Linked DNA regions of Homo sapiens: region 2 is linked to region 1. Evidence: read pairs that join two places in POLR2A ChIA-PET (ENCODE). Cell type or tissue: K562. All regions are shown on one strand. Links, peaks and the distances in the headings refer to the core of each region. The heading gives the core; the rest is flanking DNA.

What was found. Peaks named below come from ENCODE experiments on the same cell type or tissue, not always from the same donor. Only the 100,000 strongest peaks of a DNase experiment are listed, where the experiment ranks them.
Region 2: POLR2A ChIA-PET joins it to region 1 with 5 read pairs; 2 of 35 experiments call an interaction of 5 or more read pairs at or near these places.

The regions. Positions count from the first base shown.
Region 1 is chr11:46,890,576-46,896,036 of GRCh38, reverse strand. It overlaps LRP4 (LDL receptor related protein 4), which reads left to right. Exons shown (of 38, transcript NM_002334.4): 10 at 19-153; 11 at 746-871; 12 at 1,218-1,448; 13 at 2,908-3,064. Among named protein-coding and RNA genes, the nearest start is that of LRP4, 25 kb to the left of the region's middle. In K562, for the core only: no CTCF peak of the experiment used is centred there; no DNase peak of the experiment used is centred there; H3K27me3 peaks cover 1,542 bases.
Region 2 is chr11:47,334,022-47,339,526 of GRCh38, reverse strand. It overlaps MYBPC3 (myosin binding protein C3), which reads left to right. Exons shown (of 35, transcript NM_000256.3): 22 at 123-203; 23 at 848-1,007; 24 at 1,733-1,837; 25 at 1,948-2,136; 26 at 3,516-3,650; 27 at 4,318-4,485. Among named protein-coding and RNA genes, the nearest start is that of MYBPC3, 16 kb to the left of the region's middle. In K562, for the core only: no CTCF peak of the experiment used is centred there; a DNase peak (open chromatin) is centred at 2,036.

The sequences.
Region 1 (5,461 bases), core at 420-5,419:
CTGGCTTGGCTGGCACAGGGCCCCGGACGGGTGAGGAGAACTGCAATGTTAACAACGGTGGCTGTGCCCAGAAGTGCCAGATGGTGCGGGGGGCAGTGCAGTGTACCTGCCACACAGGCTACCGGCTCACAGAGGATGGGCACACGTGCCAAGGTGAGCTGGGGCCTGGTTTGCAGCAGAGTCGGGGTTCTGAGCAGGGGCAGCAGACAGGCAGCTGTGTTTCCTATGGGTCAGGCATTTGAACGGTGTGACCTCATTTCGTCCTCACAATAACCCTAGGAGGTGGGGATCATCCTTCCCATTTCACAGATGGGGAGACTGAAGCACAGAGAGGATAAGTAGCTTACCAAAGGCCACACAGCTGGCGAGTAGCAGAGTTGGGATTCCAGCCCAGGTCTGCATGACCTTAAAGCCCTTAACCATTTCTTCTTTTTTATTTTTTATTTTTATTTTTTTGAGATGGAGCCTCGCTCTGTCGCCCAGGCTGGAGTGCAGTGGTGCGATCTCGGCTCACTGCAGCCTCCGCCTCCTGGGTTCAAGCCATTCTCCTGCCTCAGCCTCTTGAGTAGCTGGGACTACAGGTGTGCGCCACCACGCCCGGCCGCCCTTAACCATTTCTTAGACAGCCTTCCCACTAGGCCTGGAAAGTAGATGGGGATGTGGGCAGAAAAGCAGCTCGGCAGCCTGGGAGCGGGAGTGGGAGGACGACAGAAGGGAGATCTCTTGACCTGCCTGGTGTTCCCAGATGTGAATGAATGTGCCGAGGAGGGGTATTGCAGCCAGGGCTGCACCAACAGCGAAGGGGCTTTCCAATGCTGGTGTGAAACAGGCTATGAACTACGGCCCGACCGGCGCAGCTGCAAGGCTCTGGGTAAGGGCTGTTGGCACTTGGCTGGGTGGGCAGAGGGCCGAGCATGGAGGAAGGCCAGGTACTCTGGTGCTCAGGGATTTGCAGAGAGGTAGAGAGATTTCTGTCACAGTAAAATGCAGCAACAGTTGCATTCTGAGCCCCAAGAAAAATGCTGCTGGGGTGGAGTGGGGTGGGGAGGGGTGGAGGAATATAGTTTAAAGGTTGCCACTCTTCTGGTACTGATGCTGACAGCTTGGGGCATGTCCTTGTGAGCAAGTGGCTCCATCGGTCAGCTGAAGACCTGCTGATGGGTACCAGGGGCGGCTCTGAAACCCAGTGGGTATCCCATGTTTATACTGTTTCCCAGGGCCAGAGCCTGTGCTGCTGTTCGCCAATCGCATCGACATCCGGCAGGTGCTGCCACACCGCTCTGAGTACACACTGCTGCTTAACAACCTGGAGAATGCCATTGCCCTTGATTTCCACCACCGCCGCGAGCTTGTCTTCTGGTCAGATGTCACCCTGGACCGGATCCTCCGTGCCAACCTCAACGGCAGCAACGTGGAGGAGGTTGTGTCTACTGGGCTGGAGAGCCCAGGTAGGGAACAAGGCCCCATGGAGAGGGGCAGAGCCATGCCACATGCGCAGCAACGGTGGGAGGAATAGGCCAGTGGTTTGCAAACCTTAGGCAGCAGGACATCTTTTTCTTCCAGGGAAATCTTAGTTGGAGCCCTAATATAGAAAACATTTGTTAATGTATATCAATTTTATAGGTTCAAATATAACATTTGCTCATGATTGAGCTCAATCAGTGAGAATAATGAGACCACGTTGGTGGTTGTGATCATGGGAATCAGATTTATGGATGACAGAGTTCTCCATCAGCCTTTGCATCTAGTTTATTTCTGAGTTTTGTTTCGATTGCTTAGTATTAAGAATATTCTGATTGACCTGGATAAGTATATCAAAATGTTTTATAGATTGTTAAAAAAACAGGCCAGGCACGGTGGCTCACGCCTGTAATCCCAGCACTTTGGGAGGCTGAGGTGGGCAGATCACCTGAGGTTGGGAGTTTGAGACCAGCCTGACCAACATGGAGAAACCCCATCTCTACTAAAAATACAAAAGTTAGCCGGGCGTGGTGGCGCATGCCTGTAATCCCAGCTACTTGGGAGGCTGAGGCAGGAGAATTGCTTGAACTCAGGAAGTGGAGGTTGCGGTGAGCCGAGATCACGCCATTGTACTTCAGCCTAGGCAAAACTCCGTCTCAAAAAAAAAAAAAAAATAGTTCAAGCGTGGTGGCTTACGCCTGTAATCCCAGCACTTTGGGAGGCTGAAGCAGGCGGATCACGTGAGGTCAGGAGTTTGAGACCAGCCTGGCCAACATGGCAAAACCCCATCTCTATTAAAAATACAAAAATTAGCCAGGCATGGTGGCAAATGCCTGTAATCCCAGCTACTTGGGAGGCTGAGGAAGGAGAAACTCTTGAACCCAGGAGGTGGAGGTTGCAGTGACCCGAGACTGCACCACTGCACTCCAGCCTGCGCAATGGGAGTGAGACTCCATCTCGAAACAAACAAACAAAAAACCACAGAAACAGCTCACTTGTCAATCTCAGGCTATTTTACAAATAGGTGAAGTGGTCAAATTCTAATTTGGTATCAAGCACATTGGACTCAAATGCCTAGGGAATTTCTGAAATGCCTCTGCAAAACCCCAGATGACAATTTACAAACCCCTGGGTCAGTGCAGTGGGGGACCCTGGGAATGCGTCAGGGAGACAGAATTCAGAAAGTGATGTATGGTTGACTGTGAGGAGGAAGTGCATGCCCTTGGACAGTTACTTAACTCTTTTGTGCCTCAATTTCCTCATCCTCATGGAAATTACAGTATCTAGCTCACAGAGTTGTGATGCTTAAATGAATTCATGTATCTGAAGTGATGACAATAGTGCCTGGCCCAAAAAATTGCTTCCTGTAAGAGTTTGCTCCTATTACTATGGGACATGGGGGCCTGGGTTGACTCCTTGACATTTTTTGCTGCTGCTTCTCACCAGGGGGCCTGGCTGTGGATTGGGTCCATGACAAACTCTACTGGACCGACTCAGGCACCTCGAGGATTGAGGTGGCCAATCTGGATGGGGCCCACCGGAAAGTGTTGCTGTGGCAGAACCTGGAGAAGCCCCGGGCCATTGCCTTGCATCCCATGGAGGGGTAAGTTGTATCTCAGGCTCCCGAACTTTCTTGCAACCTCTCGGGACAGCTCCCAGGCTACCTGGACTAGACATTCTGGGAGTACATCCTCAAAGTGTGGTGTAGCTGGGCGCGGTGGCTCACGCCTGTAATCCCAGCACTTTGGGAGGCCAAGGCGGGCAGATCACCTGAGGTCAGTAATTCGAGACCAGCCTGGCCAACATGGGGAAACCCCATCTCTGCAAAATACAAAAATTAGCCAGGCATGGTGGCGGGTGCTTGTAATCCCAGCTACTCGGGAGGTTGAGGCAGGAGAGTTGTTTGAACCCAGGAGGCACAGGTTACAGTGAGCTGAGATTGCGCCACTGCACTCCAGCCTGGGAGAAAGAGCAAGACTCTGTCTCGAAAAAAAAAAAAAAAAAAAGTATGATGTTAATAACATGGGCTCTGTCCCCCACACACTTGAGTCTAGGTCCTGGCTCTGTAATAACTGGCTGTGTGGCCTTGGGCCAGTTAATCTCTGTCTGCCTTGTTTACTCATTTCTAAATTGGTGATTAAAAAAAAATACCTCCATCATAGTTGTATGAAGATTAAATGAGGTGATGCATTTTAAATTGCATATAACACACATTAGATAAGTTGTAGGTGTTTCGTATTTTTATTATTAGCTCATAAGGTTGACCTAATTAATACAAATTAATAGTTATTAGTAATTCATAAGAATTGTAATTAATTATTATAGCCTAAAAATTAATAGAGGGGCCGGGCACAGTGGCTCACACCTATAATTCCAGCACTTTTGGAGACCAAGGAAGGAGGATCACTTGAGTCCAGGAGTTCAAGATCAGCCTGGGCAACATAGTGTGGCCTCATCTCTACAAAAATGTTTTCTAAATTAGCCTGGCATAGTGGCACATGCCTGTAGTCCCAGCTACGTGGGAGGCTGAGGTGCAAGGATGGCTTGAGACTGGGAGGTCGAGGTTGCAGGGAACCGTGATTGCAACAGTGACCTCCAGCCTGGGTGACAGAGTAAGACCCTGTCTCAAAAAAAGTTAAATAAATAAAATTGAGAAATCTGGTCAGGTTCAGTGGCTCATGCCTATAATCTCAGCACTTTGGGATGCTGAGGTGGGCAGATTGCTTGAGCCCAGGAGTTCAAGACCAGCTTGGGCAACATGGCAAAACCCCATCTCTATAAAAAGTACAAAAATTAGCTGGACTTATTGATGCATGCCTGTAGTCCCAACTACACAGGAGGCTGAGGTAGGAGGATCACCTGAGCCCTGGAGTTCGAGGCTGCAGTGAGCCATGATTATGGCACTGCACTCCTGGATGACAGAGTGAGACTCTGTCTCAAAAAAAATTAAATTTAAAATTCAGAAATCTGAATTAAAGAAAAACTCCTGAAATGAAGTTCTCACCTCTGGCTTTTAAAAATTCTATGCAATCAATGGAGGGAGTATCTTATAAGGTCCTACAGTATGTATCAACTGTTTTAGAAACTGTGTGTGTGTATGTGTGTGTGTCTGTGTGTGTGTGTGTGTGTGTGTGTGTGTGTGTGTGTATAAAATACAAAAGGAGCCGGGCATGGTGACTCAAGCTTGTAACCCCAGCACTTTGGGAGGCCGAGGCAGGTGGATCACTTGGGGTCAGGAGTTTGAGACCAGCCTGGCCAACATGGTGAAACCCCATCTCTACTAAAAATACAAAAATTAGCTGGGCATGGTGGCGGGTGCCTGTAATTCCAGCTACTTGGGAGGCTGAGGCAGGAGAATCACTTGGGTCCAGGAGGTGGAGGTTGCAGTGAGCTGAAATCGTGCCACTGCATTCCAGCCTGGGCAACAGAGCGAGTCTCAAAAATAAAAGAAAATAAAATACAAAAGGCAGTGGAAGAGATTGTGACAAAGAAGAAAGTGCCTGTCCTAATATTACATTATATTGTCAATTCTGTGAGACTTTTGTCTGTTTTGTTCACTGCTAGATTTCCAGTGCCTAAGATAGTATGTCCTGCCTGTTGCCAGTATGAAAAAAAAAATTATTAAATGAATAAATGCCCTGTCTAAAGACATTTAAACTCAGACACTTAAAAAGCATTCTGAGGCTGGGCATGGTGACTCATGCCTATAATCCCAGTACTTTGAAAGGACAAAGCAGGAGGATTGCTTGAGCTCAGGAGTTTGAGACCAGCTTGGGTAACATAGCAAGACCTCATCTCTACTACAAAAAAAAATTAGTTAGGTGTAGCGATACTAGCTGCTCAGAAGGCTGAAGTGGGAGGCCTTCTGAGCCCAGGAGATTGAGGCCGCAGTGAGCTGTAATCTCACCTGCCCTCCAGCCTGGGTGACAAAATGAGACCCCGTCTAAAAAAAAAATTCATTCTGTGGACCAAACATTGGAGTCCCCTGAGTTAAATGGAT
Region 2 (5,505 bases), core at 109-5,108, 440 kb before region 1:
AGACTGGTCAGGGGGCAGGCAAGGTGGGCAGTGTGGGTCAGGGGGTGGAAGAAGCAGCAGAGGGGCGCTTCCAGGCTGAGTCAGCTCCTCTGCTCCCTACTTCCCTCCTGCCCTGTTCCCAGGGGAATAAGGCCCCAGCCAGGCCAGCCCCAGATGCCCCAGAGGACACAGGTGACAGCGATGAGTGGGTGTTTGACAAGAAGGTGAGTGAGACTGAGGTCAGGAGGAGGCTCGTTTGTCTTTCATCACTTTCTACCTACGTGGTGCCGAGCCCTTGGCGAGGTCTCCATGGAGGTGCCACACTTGGCCGGGTGTGTTGCTGCCCCCAGCAGGGTCCCTGTGGGGCCCTCACACCTCAGGCAGAGGGTCTCTGTGAAGTGTGCTGATGGCCATCACAAGGATGTGGACACCCTCTCATTGCCAGGAAGCCCTCATGACTGGGCTGCTCCCTGGCTCCCTTCATCCTAAGCTGACCTTGACCTTGACCTTGTGCTCCCTCTCAACTCAGGAGTAGTTTCTGAGACACTTTTCTGCCAGTGTAGCTGCCGGGGTCTTGCTCCTGCCTGGCACTGTTGGTTCTTCTGAAGGCTGGGGTCTTGAGGGGTCCTCATGATAGCTCATCTGAGAGGACAGGTGGTTGCCCCAGGTCCCGTGACAAAGCTAGAACCCGAGCCCCTGCCCTCAGTCGGTGCCACAGAGATGATTTTGAACTAGATGCTGACGTGGATGCAGTCTTCCCACAGGCTGTGTTCCCCCCATGGACCCCCGGGACATCTGGCTGTTGGCGGAGGCTGCAAGGGCCTCTGGGGTCTGACTTGGATCTCACCCCAACTCTGCACCCCCCCAGCTGCTGTGTGAGACCGAGGGCCGGGTCCGCGTGGAGACCACCAAGGACCGCAGCATCTTCACGGTCGAGGGGGCAGAGAAGGAAGATGAGGGCGTCTACACGGTCACAGTGAAGAACCCTGTGGGCGAGGACCAGGTCAACCTCACAGTCAAGGTCATCGGTGAGGCCGGCCGGGGTCCAAGCTGGAGAACACAGAGGGGCAGCCCCAAGGAGGGCCCATCCGTTCGCTCATTCAGCCACTCGACAAACATCACGGGCATGCTCCCTGAGCCGAGCGGCAACAGGACAGGTTTTTCTGCCCAAAAGGAGCCCCGCTCTGGGGGAGATGGAGGCAGATGCATCCAGCAGATTTCCTGCGACACTGCTGTACATGAGCCATGTCCAGAGTGCCGTGGGAGCACTGAGCAGAGAGCCATCCCTGTGCCTGGGGGTGATGCCTTTAGGAGGCTGAGAAGATGGTGAGGAAAGGCATCCCAGGCAGAGGAAACTGTGTACAAAGGGGTGGAGGAGGGAAAGGGCCTTTTGGGTGTGGAGAATGAATGAAACATGTCAGGAGAGGACTGGGTGGGGTTGGGAGGATCAGAGCCAGGACAGGGGTGAATATGGGCAGTGAGAAGCCTTAAAGGGTTGACGGAGGGCTGGCGACATGATCAGAAATGCATCCTGTTGAGACCCAGCCTGGACAACACAGTGAGACTCCATATCACTAAAAAAAAAAAAAAAAAAAGGAAAAGAAGAAAGAAATGCATTCTAGAAAGATCTCTTTGGATCTGGGGGTGGTGGGGGCAGCCTGTGGCGGTTAGTTGGAGTGGGAAGGGGACGAGCAACGTTACTCAAGGCCCTGAGCGGGGCAGGGCTGATGTGGGTCCATCCCACCCCATCCAGACGTGCCAGACGCACCTGCGGCCCCCAAGATCAGCAACGTGGGAGAGGACTCCTGCACAGTACAGTGGGAGCCGCCTGCCTACGATGGCGGGCAGCCCATCCTGGGTGAGTGCAAGGGCACCGGATGGAGGTGTGAGGGCGCCAAACAGATCCGAGGGAAGGTGGTGTGGGGATGCCTGGGTTCCAGACCAGAGCTGCCACCTCCCCTGAGCCAGGCTACATCCTGGAGCGCAAGAAGAAGAAGAGCTACCGGTGGATGCGGCTGAACTTCGACCTGATTCAGGAGCTGAGTCATGAAGCGCGGCGCATGATCGAGGGCGTGGTGTACGAGATGCGCGTCTACGCGGTCAACGCCATCGGCATGTCCAGGCCCAGCCCTGCCTCCCAGCCCTTCATGCCTATCGGTGAGCCTGCCTGGCCTGGTCCTGCCCCCCGCCCCCTCCCCAGTTAAAAACCTCCAATAATAGCAGGTGCTCTGCAGGCAGCCATGCTAGACACTCACATCCACAGTCTCCTTTCATCCTCGACTGGGGATACTCAGCCGCATTTTACAGATGAGGAAACAGGCTCCAAGCAGTTAAATGACCTGCTTGAGATCTCCCAGCTGGTTGGGGTGGAGCTGACTCTCACACTACGCCGACCCCTAGTTCACGTTTCAAGCCTCTCTTTCCATGTCTACAAAATGGGAATAATGACACTGCCTATCTCAGAGAGCTGTTAGGATGATATGGGATGACCAGGCAGGCCATCTGGCATCTAACAGGTGCTCAATAAATGTTCATTGTCCCCTGTTCTCCACACCCTTCAACCCAGGGTTTTCACCTATGGGATGGGGCAAGGGCTGTAGTTAGTGGAGGGGTCTCAGGGGCATCTGTCTGTGGAAAGAGTCCTGGACCAAGACTCAGAGATGGCAGAGGCAGCTCCATGGTCCCCGGGGGGCCAACTGGAGTCATCCCTCCCTGAAGCCTCAGCTTCCTCATCTGTATAATGGGGTCTGAGTGGGCAGAACAGGTGTTGAGACTGTGGCAGGGCTCAGGAGGACACCTGTTCCCACTAGGGTGGGTGAGTCCGGGGGCAGCTGCCTGTGGCAAGGGCAGGCCAAGGACCCCTGGGCCCAGGGATGGGGCACAGCTTGGGAAGATGGCAGGAATCGGGGCCTGTGGGGAGAAGGGTCCAGGCCTCTCGTTTTAGGGACTGATTCCTGGTTTGTTCAGTTCTTAGTCAACTCACCTAATCATACGTGCCAGGAAATTCCCATGTTTTCTGTAGTTTTAGTTTTAGTTTTTTTTTTTTTTTTTTTTTTTTGAGATGGAGTCTCGCTCTGTCACCCAGACTGGAGTGCAGTCCTGGCGCGATCTGGGGTCACTGTAACCTTCACCTCCCAGGTTCAAGCAATTCTCCCACCTCAGCCTTCTGAGTAGCTGGGATTACAGGCATCCACCACCATGCCCAGCTAATTTTTGTATTTTTGTAGAGACGGAGTTTCACCATGTTGGCCAGGCTGGTCTTGAACTCCTGACCTCAGGTGATCCTCCCACCTCGGCCTCCCAAAGTGCTGGGATTACAGGCGTGAGCCACCGTGCCTGGCTGCTGTTGCTGTTTGTTTTTAAGCCAATCTACAGACATGTCTTGTAACAGGGACAAAATATTCCTTAAAGTGGCCAAAAGCCAGCTGAACAGGAAGTGCCCCCTATGTGACCAGTGGGCAGTTCAGAGTCTAGGGCATGGATCTCCAGCTTCCCCAGGCTTGCTCAGACCCCTCTCTGACCTCTCCTCTGCCCAGGTCCCCCCAGCGAACCCACCCACCTGGCAGTAGAGGACGTCTCTGACACCACGGTCTCCCTCAAGTGGCGGCCCCCAGAGCGCGTGGGAGCAGGAGGCCTGGATGGCTACAGCGTGGAGTACTGCCCAGAGGGCTGTGAGTGTCCCCGCCCCCAACCCCCCTCCCCAAAGGAAGAACATGCTCACCTTGCCATTGAGCAGATTCACCTGTAGTCAAGTTTTTTAGGCCCACTTTTGCCGAAAGTTGAGGACACCCAGAGAAATATCTGTCCTGTTTTCAGAAGTAAAAAAGCTTGCCTAGTGAAAAACAAATGCAGAGTAAAGCTGACTGTAACACTTCTTTGAGCAGTGCGAAATCAGCAACTACATTTTAAAAACATATTTAAGGCCAGGCGCGATGGCTTACGCCTGTAATCCCAGCACTTTGGGAGGCCAAGGTGGGCGGATCACCTGAGGTCGGGAGTTCGAGACCAGTCTGACCAACGTGGAGAAACCCCGTCTCTACTAAAAATACAAAATTAGCCGGGTGTGGTGGTGGGCACCTGTGATCCCAGCTACGCGGGAGGCTGAGGCAGGAGAATCACTTGAACTCGGGAGGCAGAAGTTGCGGTGAGCCAAGATCATGCCATTGCACTCCAGCCTGGGAGACAAGAGCGAAACTCCATCTCAAAAATAAATAAACAAATAAAAATTTAAAAAAACATATTTAAATCCTGGAGATTCCTATCAGAGGAGTGGGCAGTGGGAGTGGGGTGTCAGTGGTGACACAGCCTGTGGCCTTGCCTCCCCCTCCCCACCCCCAGGCTCAGAGTGGGTGGCTGCCCTGCAGGGGCTGACAGAGCACACATCGATACTGGTGAAGGACCTGCCCACGGGGGCCCGGCTGCTTTTCCGAGTGCGGGCACACAATATGGCAGGGCCTGGAGCCCCTGTTACCACCACGGAGCCGGTGACAGTGCAGGAGATCCTGCGTGAGTGCCCCTTTGTGCAGTCACAAGACCCGCCATTGACACCCCAGGCCCTTGGTGTCCAGTGGAGGTGGGGACAGTTGGGGAGGCCCAGAATGCTCTGCCCAGAACGCTGGGCAGAGACAGGAGGGGTTGGAGCCATCGTCCATGCGCTAGGCCTAGGGAAAAAGTGCAGAGAGGGTGGCCAGGCACAGTGGCTCAAGCCTGTAATCCCAGCACTTTAGGAGGCCAAGGCAGGCAGATCACTTGAGGTCAGGAGTTTGAGACCAGCCTGGCCAACATAGTGAAACCCTGTCTCTACTAAAAATACAAAAACTAGCCAGGTGTGGTGGCGCGTGCCTGTAGTCCCTCAACTACTTGGGAGGCTGAGGCAGAAGAATCGCTTGGACCCGGGAGGTGGCAGTTGCAATGAGCTGAGATCACACTATTGCACTCCAGTCTGGGTGACAGAGTGAGACAACGTCTCAAAAAAAAAAAAAGTGCAGAAAGGGCTCTCTTGGTGTATGTCAGTCCCTTAGTTCTGGAACAGGGAAAGTAAAAGCCACAGTACCCAAGCTCTCTTCCAGGAGTGTCTCAGCTCCAACAGGTAAATATTGTCTATGTAGTCAGATTGGTCCCTCTGGGATCCACTTCCCATTCCTTTGTTCCTTGTCCCAACAAAGGGTCCATCTTTTGTAAGGATTGGTTCTCAAAGCTGGAACGAGGCAGCAAACTCAGGTGGTAACAACACAGGGCATAGGGTGTCAAAGCCCAGGCTTACACCCTGGTCTATGACTTACTAGCTGTGTGACTTCAGTCAAGTTGCTTACCCTCTCTGATCCCTGCCTTTTGAAGTGGTGAGGCTCGGGGAAGCCAGCTGGGCTTGGGCAGCCTGGAGTTGCTGTGTTAGCAGGAGCTAAAGGAGGCGCAGGGCCCAGCAGGCAGCTTTTTTCTTAGCTGCAGCTCTCTGGGCCTTGTCTCAAGGGAGGTTGGAGCTGTGGAGCCCCTCAGAGCTGTGGCGGGCCCTCACTTAGCTACCCACTC